2 separate regions of the Mus musculus genome follow, and region 2 is linked to region 1. The links are chromatin loops, found by intact Hi-C in ENCODE. Cell type or tissue: gastrocnemius. All regions are shown on one strand. Links, peaks and the distances in the headings refer to the core of each region. The heading gives the core; the rest is flanking DNA. Region 1 holds the start of Mtx2 (metaxin 2). Region 2 holds the start of Hoxd1 (homeobox D1).

Evidence for each region. Hi-C counts contacts between places; a loop is a spot of excess contacts. Peaks named below come from ENCODE experiments on the same cell type or tissue, not always from the same donor. Only the 100,000 strongest peaks of a DNase experiment are listed, where the experiment ranks them.
Region 2: it touches region 1 in a loop (2.4-fold over the local background); 3 of 42 quality-filtered maps call a loop at or near these places.

What each region holds. Positions count from the first base shown.
Region 1 is chr2:74,821,940-74,830,681 of GRCm38, forward strand. Mtx2 (metaxin 2) reads left to right here and starts at 3,873. Exons shown (of 10, transcript NM_016804.4): 1 at 3,873-4,104. The coding sequence starts at 4,065. In gastrocnemius, for the core only: no CTCF peak of the experiment used is centred there; DNase peaks (open chromatin) are centred at 3,900 and 4,315; H3K4me3 peaks cover 2,047 bases; H3K27ac peaks cover 1,682 bases.
Region 2 is chr2:74,762,423-74,771,164 of GRCm38, forward strand. It overlaps Hoxd1 (homeobox D1), which reads left to right and starts at 558. Exons shown (of 2, transcript NM_010467.2): 1 at 558-1,331; 2 at 1,633-2,720. The coding sequence starts at 680. The coding sequence ends at 1,967. Haglr (Hoxd antisense growth associated long non-coding RNA) reads right to left here and starts at 474. Exons shown (of 3, transcript NR_110445.1): 1 at 357-474. In gastrocnemius, for the core only: no CTCF peak of the experiment used is centred there; a DNase peak (open chromatin) is centred at 500; H3K4me3 peaks cover 977 bases.

The sequences.
Region 1 (8,742 bases), core at 497-8,496:
TTTAGTCCCAGCACCTGAAGAGATGAGTTTGAGGACAGTTTGGGATACACATCAAGATCTACCTCACCCCAACTTTAAAAATAAAAATAAAAAACAATAGAAAAAAAAGAAATGAAAAGAGAAAAAATGTTTGGAGTAGCTTAGAGTTATCTAAAGTTTTTTTTGTCTTTTAACTGTATAACATCCTCTTTGGGTTAACTGAATTAGCCATTATTAAATCTGTTGATAATAGAGGAGGGAACTAACTTAAGAAGCCTAGAGCTTACTATTTCATTATCAAAGCAATAATTTCCTTTTGACGGGATCACAGATAAGAGTTTTCTCTTGAAGACATCCTTCAAAAATACTTACAAAGTCTTAATATTCTGTCAAAAAAATGAAATGTACATAAAATGTCGTAGTATTTTATGTTTACATAACCCAATAATTGAGCATTTTCTTACATGTAATTCAGTAACATAAAGTCTAGGTTGGAGACATGCAACTATTCTATGACAGAATAATTTGGCAAGTAAATGATTTTATTAGGGCAAACAATAAGACTGCTAATGTCATGCATTAATAATTTATTTTCAATAATCGTGTGACTATCCTTATAGTAACATATGGATTCTACAGCACTTTTGTTTCATAACCCCATTCTTAAAAATTCCAGTGGCTTGTTTTCTTGTATTTCCCTTAATTGTGGTGATCTTAAACAGATCTTCAGTTTTAAATCTGCCAGTTGTTCTAATACAGATGCATAAATATATTTTCTCCAGTTGGCTCTTTCTTACAAACGAAGCTTGTTTGTGGGCACCGTCAGGACATCTGCATCTTATTGGATTTAATTTTTAGTAATAAAGACCTCCCACATTACACATTCTCCTCAGCCTAAATTCGCTTGTGTGGGAAGCAAAAGAACTGTCAGTCAGAGAGAAACAAGTAAATCCATATGCTGTGGAGGATTCAGCATCCTTGCCTACAATAAAAAAAGAAAAAAGGAAACCCGAGTACAGACAGTACCCCAGCAGATCTCATTTTTAATTTTCTTTTTCAAAAGGCTAGCTTCTGCGGTCTGAATGCTGGTACCCCATCAAATTCAAATGTTGAAACTCAATCAGCAATATGATAGTATTTAAGAGAGAGACAGCTTTGGGAGGGTTCCTTCCTCACATGGAATTAAAAGCCTTATTACAACACTTGTACAAAAAAAAGTTGCTTTTTTTAAAAAATGTAGCTTCACGCTTCTATTACAAGTGTTACTTCACGCTTCCAATTCCCTAATACTTATGATTTTTCTTCAATTGTAACCTATAATTTAAAAAACGATCAGGCTAAGAGGGAAGAAGACTCATGGGATCTAGTGCCTTTCCTTTACGAGTCCTCCTTTCCCTACCAGACATTGGATCTACAGAAGCCTTGGTTTTGGATTGAAGAGCTTTTCAAACTGAGCAATAAACCTGCTGCTTAAAAATGACCCAGTCTAGCTAGGTGTGGTGGATCATACCTTTAATCCTCTAGAGGCAGAGGTAGGAACGTCTGTAAATTTGAGGCCAGCCTGGTTTACATAGTTCTAGGACAGCCAGGCAGCCAGGGCTATGTAGAAAGACTCTGCTTAAAAAAAAAAAGAAAAAGACAAATTAACCTTAACCAGTCTAAGGTATTTTCTTCTAGCATCTAGGGCAGGTTAAGACACTTGCTTTAGTAGCAAAGGCAGAGTGTCTTAACCCAGTGCTTCAGAGGCACCCCAGCCCCTGTTTATCTGTGTTCCTGTGTAGCATGCCGACTGAAACTGCAGAATCATTCCATTTGTCTGACTCTCGCTCTCTTGCTCCCCAATCTGTCTCCAGCCTCTGACTCTAGCATCCTTCTCCATTTGGGGCTCACCTCTACCCCTCACACTTGCTTATTGTTTTCCCAGTCAAATCCTGGGATAGGACACTACATCTGATCCAAAACAGTCAGAGCATAGCATCTATAGCTTCAGAAAGGCAACGGATAAAAGAGGCCAGCACAACTTGATGTGACAATAGACTTCCAGTTTTTCAAAGCCGTACGTACATAAAATCCCTTGTGTAAAGGACAAGAATGGAAGGGTTGATTGGCAGGAAGATACCTACAACAGCTCATTTCTCTGGGTCAATATCAACCTCAGGATGAGGAGGAAACTGGGTGCCACATACACTGTTGGGGTTTCCTCCCTCAGCACAAACAGATGGCATCCTACCATCTTCCTTGTGTTTCTATAAGCCTCTCATGAACTCTGAACTTCAGGCAGAGAAAAAGATGCTTTCAGAAGTACTTTGTGTCTATTTAAATGAGGAAGCTTAAGTTTGGTTGAATAGACTTCTCATTTGCTGTGGGGGCTACTGATACCTGCTCTGGTTTACTCTTCAAAACTTCTTACCATTTTATGTCCTCTGAGAAGACTTCTATATACTAGCCTCTGGTATTTATGGATGTGACCATATTTGCAAATTGGCTCTGCAGATAAAACCAAGAAGAGGTCATAAAAAAAATGAGTAGGCCTTAATCCATTGGCTGGTGCCTTCAGTGGAAGACAGAAGTTTGGACAAACAGATGCAAGGGAGAATGTTGCCTAATGGTGGGAGCAAAGGTGGAAATGACTTGTCTAAAGCCATGGAATGCCCAGGAACCCTGGAAATCCTAGAAGCTGGGCAGATGGAGGAAGGACATTTATTTCTATGTCCTTGAGAGCAAGCATCGTCTTGCCAACACTTTAACCTCAGACTTCTAGCTTCCAGAACCAGAGAGTAAATGCATCCGTTGTTTTAAACACCCAGTGTGTGATAATCTGTCCCGCACCTCTAAGAAAGCAATATACTACTTAAGTATATGAACAGAAATTTAGACAATAAACTGTAATGGAGGGTCAGAGATCTGTGGACAAGAAACAAAATCGCCAGGCGTGGTGGTGCACACCTTTAATCCCAGCACTCGGGAGGCAGAGGCAGGCCAGGTACAGTAGTTTACTCTAGGGTTGGGTGGGAGGTGGGCAGGGACAGACCAAGTTCCGAGTGTTGTTGGCCAGCCTAATCCTTGTGCTCCAGATTCTCAGTGAGAGACCCTATCTCAAAATAGAGGATGGAGAGCAACTGAAGAGGTACTGAGACACTGACCACTGTACAAGCTGATGCATGTGTGTGTATGGGCTATGCTACCGAGCCTGAAGACTTGAGTTGGATCCCTGGAACCCACATGGTTGGAGAGAACTAAGTACCAAAAGTTGTCTTGGGTCTATACACTGACACACACACACAACAACATCGTCTCACCTCTCCGAGCCATGTTCTCATCAGCGAAAGGGGGCTTTGGCTCACCAAATGATTTCTGAAATCAAGTGTAACTTTATGCTTCTAATTTTCTAATTCTGTAATATTTATGATTTTTGGTCAATTGTAACCTATAGTTAAAAAAAAAAAAGATTAGACTAAGAGGAAAGATTCAAGGGATCTAGCGCCCTTCCTTTTACTCTTGTTCCTTCTACACTCAGAAACAAGTAATTGAAGTGCTTTATTCTCCAAGCTTCATTTTGGGTGCTTGGAGTTGAAAGATTAAATTATGTCTCAGCTCACAAGCTGTGTAAGCCTCCTTCTGGCTAGCGCATTTGAACAAATAACCAACACTAATATCAGTCTATGGACCCCGAATCCTACAGTTAGTGGAATTGAGAGAATTCCTGAGTTTCTGGGCTCCAGTAGAACCAGACCAGGCACTTGAACCTCTTGAAGCTGTTTCTGTCTTGTTGAACTGCTGAAAGGTTGCAATCAAATCCAAAAGACTCTAGCCAGAGAGCCTGCTCTCTTAGGGCTCTCGCAGGTCCGGAGCGCGCGGGGCGGAGCAGCCGGAAGTGCCGGCGCGCGTTGTCAGCGACGCCGGAAGTGCTTGGTCGGCCTGGCGGTAACCTTGCGGGCCGAGCCACCGCTGCCGAGGTGAGCTCTGCTCGTCTTAGCGTTGGCCCAGCGAAGCTCGTCAGCTGCCGGGGGAAGGCCGCCGAGGTCGCGCGGGAGGGCGCCGAGCGCCGCGGAGCTCAGGCGCGCGCGCAGGACCTCGCAGCCGACATGTCTCTGGTGGCGGAAGCGTTCGTCTCCCAGATCGCAGGTAGCCCGTGTGGGCGCCGACGGGGCGGCGTGGGTGGCGGCGGGGATCCGCGTGGGGAGGCGGAGGGCTGGAGTTTCCCTGTAGCCGTGGGTCGAGGGTGCTGAGTCTACAGCCCGGGTGGAGGCGGCAGCGGCCATGGAGGCTTGGCCTCACTTTCTGGATGAGGAAACTGAGGACACATGGCCAAGGTCACCCTGCAGGGACAGAGTCCTGACCTCACTCCCTCCGCGGCGCTTTGTTCCCCGACTCCGCGGTTTAGGTGGCGGAGGCCCGGGGCTGGGGATCGAGGTGGGGGCGTGGCCACGGGTTGGGTCCTCGCCTCCCCCAAGGTTTCCGTGGGAATAGGGCAGCCTCTCTGCTCTTGGGTTCTCAAGTTTAAGGTGACTGTCACTCTTGAGCTGCCCTTCTTTACCTGTTGTTGATGGGTCACCCGAGTTGTTCTCCAAGCCATTTGCAAAGTCTGTGGGATTCTTTGAATTATTCTTAATGGGCATGAAGTTTAAAGAAAGTAAACATCTTTTGACACACACACACACACACACACACACACATTCGTATTGAAGTTTTTATTTTGGCGAAAGTGGCTATGATAGAAAAAAAGAGTCAAGTTAATGGGATGAATGTTAATTCCAGCAGTGTTTTCAACGTTCGAATGAGGAGATAGTCACTAAGATAAACAGTCGTATTTGGGGTAAAGTAGTACATTGGAAATGAAAGTATAATGTGTTATCAACTTTTCGAAACGCTTTCCATTGTATTGAATTTGTGTGAACTTAGATTTCCTTTAAAATAGCATTTTATAGGAGAGAGGATAGAAGAGAGATTGTAAGCTTCATGAAAGCAGGGAATTTTGTTTCCCATTGTATCCTAGGACCTGTCTGTCAGTTCTCTTTAAATACCCATGACTTGAGTAAATAACACAGATTTCAAGTAATGTTTCTCTCTGACTTTATCAGTGAGGTTGAAAAAGTCAGGCCTCTGACTTGAGGTCAGTGGTTTATTTTAGACTGATACTATGTCATAAATCATTTCACAGTATATGTTTGTATTCTGAATGTATATATCCAATGTGTGATTTCTTTTCAACAAGAAAACAAGAAATGGTATTTGATAAACTTTTGATAAGTTCAGAATTCTACCTCAGTTAGTGAAGTTTACAAATCCCCAGGAAGTTTGTATTTGTCTTAAGGTGCTTGTAGTGGTCTGTTATGGTAGTAGGACATATTTAAAGCTAGATAGTTCAGTAAATAGAAAGTAGTATAGGAACAGCTCCTAAGTCAAAATATAGCATGAATTAATTCTCGATGTATTAAAGATTTAAATGTAGCACAAACGAACTTACAATAAAATAATAGGGAAAAAAACAAGGGCAAATACAGGGTATTATTTTTGTAAGATTGGATAGCAGGAGTTTCTAAGCAAAACATGGAGTATACATTCCATAATCGAAATGGTTGTATAAGAATATAGAAAGTTTTTGATGTTAAAAGACACCATGGGACCTGGAGGGCATCATCCTGAGTGAGGTAACACAATCACAAAAGAACTCAAATGATATGTACTCACTGATAAGTGGATATTAGCCCAGAAACTTAGTATACCGGAGATATAAGATACAATTTGCAAAACACATGAAACTGAAGAAGAACAAAGACCAAAGTGTGGATACTTTGCCCCTTCTCAGAATTGGAAACAATCACCCATGGAAGGAGTTACAGAGACAAAATTTGGAGCTGAGACAAAAGGATGGACCAGCTAGAGACTGCCATATCCAGGGATCCATCCCATAATTAGCCTCCAAACGATGACACCATTGCATACACTAGCAAGCGTTTGCTAAAAGGACCCTGATATAGCTGTCTCTTGTGAGACTAGGCCGGGGCCTAGCAAACACATAAGTGGATGCTCACAGTCAGCTATTGGATGGATCACAGGGCCCCCAATGGAGGAGCTAGAGAAAGTATCCAAGGAGCTAAAGAGATCTGCAACCCTGTAGGTGCAACAACATTATGAACTAACCAGTACCCCGGAGCTCTTGACTCTAGCTGCATATGTATCAAAAGATGGCCTAGTCGGCCATCACTGGAAAGAGAGGCCCATTGGACTTGCAAACTTTATATGCCCCAGTACAGGGGAACGCCAGGGCCAAAAAGTGGGAATGGGTGGGTAGGGGAGTTGGGGGTGGGGAGGGTATGGGGGACTTTTGGGATAGCATTGGAAATGTAATTGAGGAAAATATGTAATAAAAAAATATTAAAAAAAAAGACACCATGAAGAGCTGGGTGTGGGGCTCTTGCTTGTAGTCACAAGCACTTGGGAGGCTGAGACAAGAGACTATTACAGGCTTGAGGGTAGCCAGCCTGGCTGGGCTTTATAGGGAGAACATGTTTGAAGCAAAACAAACAACAACAATAAAATCTCCACCATAAATATAAATAAATCTCCACTATATATATGTATATATATAATAAGAAAAACATTTAATTATAACAAAAACTCCCAAAAGAAAGGCAAAAAATTCTGAATAAGTATTTCATAAAAGGAGAAATACAACTAGAGAATGACCAGGTGAAAAGTTGCCCTCCACGAGTAACTGATAATTTTTCAATTTAGGCAAAAGTGAATATGATAATCTCTAGTATTGTCAGGGGCATATAGAGTAGAGAAATCTTACTTTCTCACTTTTAGTGAGTGTAAATTAGGCTCCCTTTAGGAGCCTAACCTAGCAATATTTCCAAAGATATTATATTCTAATCCAGAAATCATCTGTATGTGGATTTATTTGATAGACATTTGAGGACCAATTCCTCAAAGAACTATACAATAATCTTCATTATAGCATTATTTCTACTAGTAAAAAACATAAGGATGTCTCAGATGTATATCAGATTATGATATACCAATCAAACAGTTTCAACAGTACCTAAAATAAATGAGTTGTTAGAGAGTATTCCATTGTTAGCACTAATCATAATAGCCAAGATATGGAAGCAAACCAGGTGTCTGTCAGCAGACGAATGGATCAAAGAGATGGGCATATATACAAAAGAATACTAGATATTCTTAACAGGAAGGTAATTATTTCATTCATGGTGACATGAATCATTTAAACTCAAGGAATGAATGAGTGTGTGTGTGTGTGTGTGTGTGTGTGTGTGTTTTCTGTTTGTTTCCTCTCACGGTGACTACAAGTGGTAGTAATGTTGTCTTTCTTAGATTTCTATTGCTGTGACCAAAAGAAGGAAGGGTGTATTTCAGTTTATAGTTGAATCATAGTCTATCATGAAGGGAAGCCTGGGCAGGCAACTATGGAGGAGGAGGACCACTGTTTACTGACTTGTTCCCTGTAGCTTTCTTATCCTGCTTTCTTATACAACCAACCCAGGACCACCTGCCTAGGGGTAGGCACACCACCCACAGTGAACTGGACTCTCAGGTATCAGTCATTAATAAAGGAAGTGCCCCACAGACTTGCCCACAGACCAGTCTGATGGAAGAATTTTTTCAATGACTTCACACTTCCAAAATATGTCTACGTTTGTGAAAACTTGACAGAAACCTACCAGCACAAATGTATATTTCAAAATAGCCAAAAGGAAAGATTTCTAATGTTACTACAAGAAAGTTGATGCATTGATTATGGATATGTTAAGTAGCTTGATTTAATCCTTATATACTCTGTACCTGTGTTAAAAATATTATGTTTGTCATTTGAAAAGGCAAATTTATTTCTGACATGCTGATGAACACTTGTAATAGTAGCAGTAGGGAGGCAGAGGCAGGAGGATTGCCAGTTCAGGTATAGTCTGGGCCATATAGAGAGATCCTGGCTTGGTGGTGGGAAGAATAATAATAAAATAGAATGATAAAAGCAATGTGTATACTTGGGTGTTTAAAGGTATTGACGGTAAAGAGATGTGATATGTGTTAGCTTTCAAGCTAGAATTATATTAAGTAAAAAGTTGTAGTATTATATATGTCGTGTATGAACTTATTAAATAAGTTCTGTTCGGACAGAACATATATGCTTACCTAAGCAAAGAAAAACTTTCAGAACAATTCAACTAATTCTCCTTAGGAGTTTCAAGAAAATAGGAGAGGATGACAGATGACGATAGAAAATGGAGGAGTCATGTTTCCGGTTTATCTGGATTACTATAGTGAGCCTGTTTTACTTTTGTAATTTAAGTGACTAAATTTTCAAATTAAAAGATTGTACTTAGTCAAGAACTGAAGAGAAGGTATTCTGGGTTTAACCTTGACCTTCAAGTGATTTATAAATGTAACTTAGATCCAACAGCTATCCACAGTATTTTGTTTCTGGTCATAATTTAGTATTCTTAGAAGGAAGAGGTTAACTTGTAAGATAGAGATACATGTTTACATAGTTCTGTTTTAATAATAATTATGAATTTTTCTTTTTTTATAATTGAGGACTCTGAGTTTTAATATATATGATAGTTTGGCTATTCTCCCTTCCAGTGGTCATGAGCTAGCATACATTTTGATATTTCTTTTGGAAATATTTAAGGCATCTTACTGTTTATCTGGTACCTGTGATATTTCTTTGTGCGTGTGCGTGTGTGTGTGTGATATTTCTGCAGTCCCTTCCCTGGGAGTCTGATTTGTAAAGGACAT
Region 2 (8,742 bases), core at 366-8,365, 60 kb before region 1:
TGATTTCACCCCCCGCGCCCCCGCGGCCCCCCCCCCCGGCCTAGGTGGTCCCAGGAGTCATTGGTGAGGCAGAAAAGAGGGAAGATGCAAGGAATGTCTGTTCTAGGTTTAGGACAAGAGGGATTTCTGGGTCAAGGAAACCCGAATGCACCCCCCCCCCCCCAAAGAGGGGCAAGAGTAACTTGACCTTCTCAGAGGGAGGGCTGGGTAGAGTCCCCTCAGGGCAAAAGCAATACTGTTACCCAGCATCATCCAGGCTCGCCCATCATTCCCCGGGAAATAGCCCAAGGGGTCCCGAGAGGGACCAGCCCTGACCGCTGCATCCCTCGCCCTTCCCTGCCTTTCTCCCGCAATACCTGTCCCAGGAGCTGATGTCCAGGGCTCTCGCCCCGCCCTTCCGCCGGCGCCGCTCTCCCCCGAGCTGGGCGGAGGCCCCTCAGCCACTTTGGCTAAGTTGGCAGCAAGGCAGGCGCGTGGAACCGCACTCCAGTCGGGACCGGCCAGTGCGGGGAAGGCGCCGATTGGCTGGCTGGCGCCACGTGGCTGCCGCCGCCGGTATATGAAGCCACTATTTACCTCGGGCTCGCTCGCCATGGCTCGGCGAGGGCAGCGGGGGTAGCGGGAAGGCGGAGCTGCGCAGACCTGCAGGGTGCGGCGCCTAGGTCGTGCGGAGCGAGCCATGAGCTCTTACCTGGAGTACGTGTCGTGCGCCGCGGGCGGTGGCAGCGGAGGGGTAGGCGGCGACGTGCTCGGCTTCGCACCCAAGTTCTGCCGCGCCGACGCGCGCCCTGTGGCCCTGCAGCCGGCCTTCCCCCTGGGCAGCGGAGACGGCGCCTTCGTGAGCTGCCTGCCCCTGGCCACCGCTCGGCCCACGCCGTCGCCTCCCGCAGGCCCCGCTCAGTCCCCGGTCCCACAGCCCGCCGCGCCCCGGTACGCGCCCTGCACCCTGGAAGGCGCCTACGAGCGGGGCGCCGCACCTGCCTCTGCCGCCGAGTATGGCTTCTTGGGGTCCGGGCCGGCGTTTGACTTCCCGGGCGCACTTGGGAGAGCGGCGGACGAGGGCGGGGCGCACGTCCACTATGCCACCTCGGCGGTCTTCTCCGGCGGGGGATCATTCCTGCTCAGCGGCCAGGTGGACTTCGCTGCCTTTGGCGAGCCTGGCCCCTTCCCCGCGTGTCTCAAGGAGCCCGCAGACGGCCACCCCGGGCCCTTTCAGACTGTGTCCCCGGCCCCTGGAGCCTGCCCCAAGCCGGCCTCTCCCACCTCCAGCCTCCCGGCCGCCCACAGCACTTTCGAGTGGATGAAAGTGAAGAGGAACGCCCCCAAGAAAAGTAAGGAGGTGGGCGCTGAGGGGAGGCACCTGGGGGTTCGGGGGGGGGGGGCGCCTCCTTCGTGAAGAGCCGGGAGCGTGTGGCCACCAACCCTGGAGAGAGATTCTACTCCTAAGCCCTGGTCAGAGCCCAGGGTCAGAAAATGCCCCAGGAGCTGAGAGGCCTCAGCAGAGCGCTTCTTCTGGTTCAGCTGTGTCCATCACTCAGGAGGGCTGCGCTGTGACTTTGATTCTAAGTCTTAGCTCCACTGGATAGTTTCAGCATCTCCTCCTCCTGCTCACACCTTGTCTTTATGTTGCAGGCAAACTGTCCGAATATGGAGCCACAAGCCCTCCCAGTGCCATCCGCACAAATTTCAGCACCAAGCAACTGACAGAGCTAGAGAAAGAGTTTCATTTCAATAAGTACCTAACTAGAGCCCGACGCATCGAGATAGCCAACTGTTTACAGCTGAATGACACCCAGGTCAAAATCTGGTTCCAGAACCGTAGGATGAAGCAGAAGAAGAGGGAACGAGAGGGGCTTCTGGCCACAGCTGCCTCTGTGGCCTCGATTAAGCTTCCCCGGTCAGAAACAAGTCCCATCAAATCTGGCCGGAATCTAGGAAGCCCTTCTCAGGCTCAAGAGCCTTCCTGAGGCCCACTCTTAAGGCTGAGGACCTTGGGTCTACAGAAGTCACAGACTGCTCCCCACCTTTGAATAGACTTGAGAGCTTAGTTTGGGCTGGAGGTGGGCATGGGTAGAAATTAATACGGATTTTACTTGGCAAAGGAATTGTCTAAATTGGCTTCTGAGTTCCAGAGGCTGTGTATAGAGATATATATTTGATATCTTTTATTCGCATATTATTTTTGCCTCATGGGGAGGAAAGGTGTCTTAGCTACCTGCCTAAACGCTGCTATGTGAGCCACTTAAAATTCTCGGGTGCAGAGTGGCAGGCCTTCTTAGTCTAGTGTGGTCAGAAACGTATCTCTCTGAAGTTGTTTCAGTTTTAATTTCCTGGACAGACTACATATATTCAGCTTCCTGAGATGATCAAAGCTAGCTAGGGTTTCCTCTATGTAGCTAAGCTGCTTCAATGATGATCTTCATATTGTGCTCCAGTTTGTTTATTTAAAGTGGCGCTCCTACCTCTTCGTGTGCCTGGGTGAAGAAACACAATCACTGTTTAGTTAGTAGCGGAACAAATCCACAGGGTAGGTAAGGATTAGAATCTGAATTATACCTTGGCATCAGTTACTCAAACTTGAAGTGTAAATATATACAGTATGTATATTTTTTAAAGATTTGCTTGCAGTGAACCTTATATATGACATTTAATGTCATGCATAGCATGTAAAGATTTTGACTTTTTTTTTTTTTTTTTGGTAATAAAAGTTACAGAATCTACTATTCTCTGCCTTTTCTTACATCCCTTTCATTTTGATTCCTTAAGCTGATCCAGTTTCAAAATGGGAGTTTATTTACATTGGGGACCTAAAAGTACCACCCCCACCATCACCGTCTCCTCTTCGTTGTTTTTTGTTTTTGTTTTGTTTTGTTTTGTTTTATAAGAGTTTCTCTTTGTAGCCCTAACTGTTCTGGAACTCACTCTGTAGACCAGGCTGGCCTTGAACTCTGAGATCTGCTTGTTTCTGTATCCTGAGTGCTGGAATTAAGAGTGTGCATGGACCACTACGCCCGGCAAAAGTAACGCTTCTTACAGGTTGTAAGCACAAAGCAAATAATCCATAATTATCTGGGCAAATCTGATGTACATAGCAGAGAGCTACTCTGCTAAATTCAAAACACTACGGAAATAGTTCTTTCCCCTGAGCTTTATGGTGGACATGCACATTAACTCAAGGGCTGGGAGCCCATTACAGGACTGCTGAAAATCCAGAGACACTTGGGGAGATCTCCTTTTTCTTTTTCTCCTGTTGTCACAAAAGGAAGTGGAAAGGTGACCTGAAGACTTTGTTTCTTTATCCTTTGTGTTCTCTGAGCAAAGCCGCTGCCCACCCAAAAGTTCCCATTGGCCGATTTCCTATCTAAAGGAGGCTGAGAGGAGCCAGAATTAAGAGCATCCTCTTCCTATAAGCCAGCATTCTTTTCCTATAAGCCAGATCAGGCTCTGGCTGAGAACACAGGGTACTTGTCTGGTGCTTGTTTGTTTGTTTGTTTGTTTGTTTGTTTTAGTTTTCTGAGGCAAGGTTGGGTAGCCCTGGCTGTCTTGCAACTCACTCTGTAGACCACGTTGGCCTTGAACTCACAGAAATGCTCCTGCCTCTGCCTCCCAAGTGCTTGAATTAAAGGTGTGAGCCAAAACCACTGGCTACTTGTCTGTTTTTAACAGTGGAATATTTTTAAATTAATTTCTTAGAAGAGGTACAACTTGAAATCTGGCCAGAGGGTAGATTACAAATAAACAAAACACAAAACCCTCTACTCTTATTTTTCACTTAGTCTCCCTTCTGCAGAAGGTGCCCACAGTCAGCAGGGCTCCTGGGCTACCTCGCAGTTACATAAACGGGGAAGAAAAGTGCAATAGAAACACATATAAGCAAGTGGGTACTTTATCAAGTTAGGATGTTTCTCCTACTTTCTCCCCACTTCCTTAAGACTTCTAGATAGCTCAACAGAAAGACTTAAAGGTGCAAATGAGTCCCACAGAAACTGTATGCTATTATGTTTAGGCTGTAGTACAAGCACGCCAACTCTGATAACTCAAAAGTCTAGACAACAGTGGACGATGACTTTTCTTGATACGCAGCAATGTGATAGGAATGTGAAATTGCACCTGAATTCTTGTCCTCATCTACCATCTCATGGAGTTGAAAGAATTCAAGTTCTAACAACCTCAGCTGTTGGAGGGGGGGGGGAGGAGATCACTTTATGAGTAGGTCTGTTGATATTATTCTCATGTTTTATTATTTGCCTCTCAATAACTTGATGCGGATCAGATCTTGCTTAAAACAGCTGCTTCCTCTCTGCATTCTACAGCTGTTTGAAAAGACTTGTTAGAAGTCCTACTTAATTGCTCCTCTGTAGTCACCTCTAAGAGTTTCCTGCTGTGGTCTTTGACATGACTAGTCTTTCCTTTTAGACAAGCATTGAACTACCTAAACAAAAACTACTACCACCCTGGATCATTTCTTTAATCTACCACCCGTTCTCTGAGAAAGTAAAGTGTGTTTCTCATGAAGCTGGCCCTAGCACTTAACAGCCCTGATGGATGTCTTCCTTGATGAAGGTGGCTATTTTGACATTCATATAATGCTGTTCTATGAATCAGGCCAATATTAGCTATTTTTTGACCAACCCCAGGGATCTTTAAAAGCTTTCTTAATGCAGATCACTATACAGCTATATTCAGTATTAGGAAGAGTCCTGGCTGGAGATGGGACGAACTAGGTGACCTTTGGAGATCTCTTCCAGTAAAGAAACACTATAGAGAATGCTACGACTCAATGGCTTTTGCGTATTTGATTTTCAGATTTCCATGTGGAAAAAGTTGTTGCTAGGGAAGCAAGTCTGTAGGATCACAGGGACACTGCGGGAGCTCAGAAAAGGTGGATTTTAGACATCGTCAACCACAGCTTATCATGTGATTCACTTAGGGAACACTCTCCTACATACTAGTGGGAGCTCTGTGCTATTTTACAGCAGCCATCTTTGTACTCTGACGCTGACATGCAAAGAGTAGCCACTAAAACAACCCCATTTATATCTCACAAGATTTCAAACTAAATATGCTAATTCACCCTCCAGCAATCTATTATAAGAATGAATACACAATGGACAGTTCTGGCTGTTGTATAATTAAGTATTCAATGTTCCTTTGTCTTCATATAATGACAGAGTGTCTACTTTTCTGGATTCAAGATAATTGGGAGGAAAAGGAAAGAATTCAATAACATAAAATTTCTCTAACTTGACTATTGGCAAATGAAGACCTTGATGATGGAAAAACCTTAAAGCAATGCCACCTAGATTGTGAAAAGATTAATCATGAGTGATTTATTCTGCCTCAAACCTATGTGTGACGGGACACAATACAAGAAGAGGTTATGTCTGATTATCATGTCATCATAGAAAGTGAAGCAGGCTCAGGCAAGTTACATCAGCCCCGAAGTTCTTAATTATTTCTTATGGCCAAAGAAGTGCTCTATACTTGCTGAATATTGAATTTGAAAACCTCAGGATCTAATCAGGTTCTGTGAGATGTTTAGTCTGACCACAGACCTCTCAACAAGAAAAATGCCCATTGTTAAAACTTTATTTGTGGTTTTAAAGTAAAACCATGGTGGACATATCTCACAAATAATGATAAATCTCTATCTAAATAGAAATCAAGATTTCATTGTTTTTTACCTCTATCCTGTTTCCAAGATATGAAAATGCAATAAATATGCAAAACAGCTCTATTGAACATCTCATTTGTAATTGCTTCTTAAATTATCCTTGTTGCTCAGAAATATAATTTCAACAGAAACTGTTAAATTAAATTCAATAATAAACTAAGAGGAAAGAGATCCTAAATATTCATATGAAAAAGACTATCTATCACTTAGCTTGTAGAACTTTCAACATTATCTCTTCTGCTTCACATCCTATTATTGATGTCATTGGGAAAGGAGGGCCAGAAAGTGGTCATTTGAACTTGCAACAGTTAACAAAACAAGCCACAGGCAATTGCAACGCATTTTTAGGGGACATCAAACTGTTGAGTACATCCTATCATCAGGAGCCTGCACCTATGCAGTTTGAAAGGGCTCCATTAAGAAGACGAATACAAAACTATGGCTGAGAGATAAGGCTTTCATGGGACCAGAAAGGATCCCGATGAATTCAGCTTCGGTTTTGTTGGGCTCATGGAAATGCTTGTCCACCTCTTCCTTGAACTGATTTCTTTATCTCATTGACCAGTCCTTGCTCCTGCTGACAGGCACTGTTGCTTTCTCCCAACTTTGAGGAACCAGAACCCTTGTTGATTTCTTTCAAATGCATCAGCTAGCAAATAAGGGGAGATGAGGGCTGGTTGGTACTCTATTGCACCCTCCAGTCATGTGCTCTTCTGGGCCTCTGGGCCCCTGGCCTGCCTATATCACTGCAGAAAATGGGAGTGCCTCTTAACTCACAGGTTCTCAGCTGCGTGCTTCTGCTTCCAAGACAGAGGAAGGTTCCGATGGAGACACCAGAGCTGCATTGCTAGTTCCTCTGCTGGGTGGAGTCAAAAGGCTGAGCTGAAAGCCTTGAGGAAAAAGTGACCACTGGAAGAGAGGTGACCTGGGGTTTATCATCAGTTAGGTTTTATAACTAAAAGAAAAAAATAACTTCCCTGACATCAGCTCCTTCTACAAAATAAAGGGTAGATTGCTCTGGGTAGTCATTAAGTATCTTTGTGACCTTAGTATTTCGCTGCAATCCTTTACTCTCTTGGTTATCACTGAAAATACTACTTAATATTACCAAGTTTTGTAGATTAATATTGACAAGCTGTTGGTTTCAAGTTCATGTCTGGTCCTTTAGAAAGTCATCTATTTGGCTTCAGAACTTGTTAATGTAGGATCTACATAGTGCTTCTCTCTGCTGTTGATGTGAATAAAAAGCTACCGTTACAGCCTGCCAGAAGTTACTGCTTCCTCTTGAATAGATAAACTGGGATCTAACAAGAGACTTCTCAAGTGAAGGTAAACATTCCATGTTCAGATTCTAAAACTCACTGCCTTAGCTCTATCCTTCAATGTTGATAACTTCCAGAACATCAAAAACCTCAAATCTATTCCGTTCCATTAAAATGTGTGAGACCCAAGTGAATGGGTGTGTGCATAATCAAATCTCTCCCCCTTTCTATTTGACACCATAGAGTCCCCTCTGCATTCACCTCAGAACGTCTTGGGACATTTTCCCTCCAACACTGGCTCAGGTTTTATGACCTCTCAGGAAGCCATGTCCTGGTACCTGGCTCGTTTCTTTGATCCTTGTTCTCAACTGAGGTGGCTCATTTGAAATCCTGGCCTTGGTTGAATGTATTGAGCGTATGCCCTTGAATCCGAATTTTGGTTCTTTTCTCTTTCCTATCTTGGTCATGAAGTGAGAAGCTTTGCTGCTCCCCACCATGACATATTGTCTTGCTGGAGGATGAAAGACATGGGACCAATATGACATGGGACTGAAGTCTCTAAAACTGTGAACCAAAATAAACCTTCTGTCTTTTAAAGTTCATTGCCTTGGGTATTTTATTACAGTAACAGGAAGCTTGGTAAAACAATACTTGTAATGGCTGCACTCTCGTTGAATTAAGGGTCTGAGGCTCAGGAGAAGCCTGGAAGTAATAAAGATGACCATTAAACACTTCACAGTGTACTGGCTCATCCCAGGCATGGTAAAGCTAAGTCTATCATACATCCCTTCATTTTTTTTTTGCCATCCAAAATGACATATGAATTCATATACATAGTATTTGGGGGACTAGGTATCATGAATTAGGATGTGCTGGCTATTTAATTGGCTTTACTACATTGTGGAACCCTCCACAGTTGAATTTATCATTCTCTCTTGAAAAAAAGATCATTTTAACTTTATGAATTTCATGTGAGTGCTGTATTTACATCATTTCCACCACACACTATTTCCCCTCCAACTTCTCTGCTCCCCCTATTCCGACTCAACTTTCATGACCTTTTCTTCTTTATCATTCTTAGATGTCTGTTTGCCTGTCTGTCTTCTGCCTGCCTACCTGCCTGGCTGTCTATTTATCCATTTACATAAGTGCATATAAATACAACCAGCTGAGTCCACTTAGTGTTGCTCATATGTACATGTGTTTAGCGTTGATCTCTTGGGACTGGACACCCATCCGTGTGCTTGGCCCTGGAGAAGACTGATCCATCTCTTAGCAGCCTGTAGCTCTTTATCTAGGGGTGGGTCCTTGTGTGATGCTCCCATCCACGCTGGGATGTCAGTTGGTGTTGTCGTTGTCTAGGTCTTGTTCACATTTCATGAGTGCAATTCCCTGTTGCATAGAGAGGACACTATGTTGTGACAGTGCTGATCCTCTGACTCTTACAGTCTTCCCATTGCTTCCTCTGTGAATCTTAGGTTTAGAGGTTGAATGCTAGATACATCTATAGGAGATGGGTACTCACAGTCCTTTGTTTGCTGCATTTTGACCATTGTGGATTTCTGTGGTGGAATCTATCTGTTGTTAAAAGAAGAAGAAGAAGAAGAAGAAGAAGAAGAAGAAGAAGAAGAAGAAGAAGAAGAAGAAGGAGGAGGAGGAGGAGGAGGAGGAGGAGGAGGAGGAGGAGGAGGAGGAGGAGGAGGAGGAGGAGGAGGAGGAGAAGGAGGAGAAGGAGAAGAGAGAAGGAGAAGAGAGAAGGAGAAGAGAGAAGGAGAAGAGAGAAGGAGAAGAGAGAAGGAGAAGAGA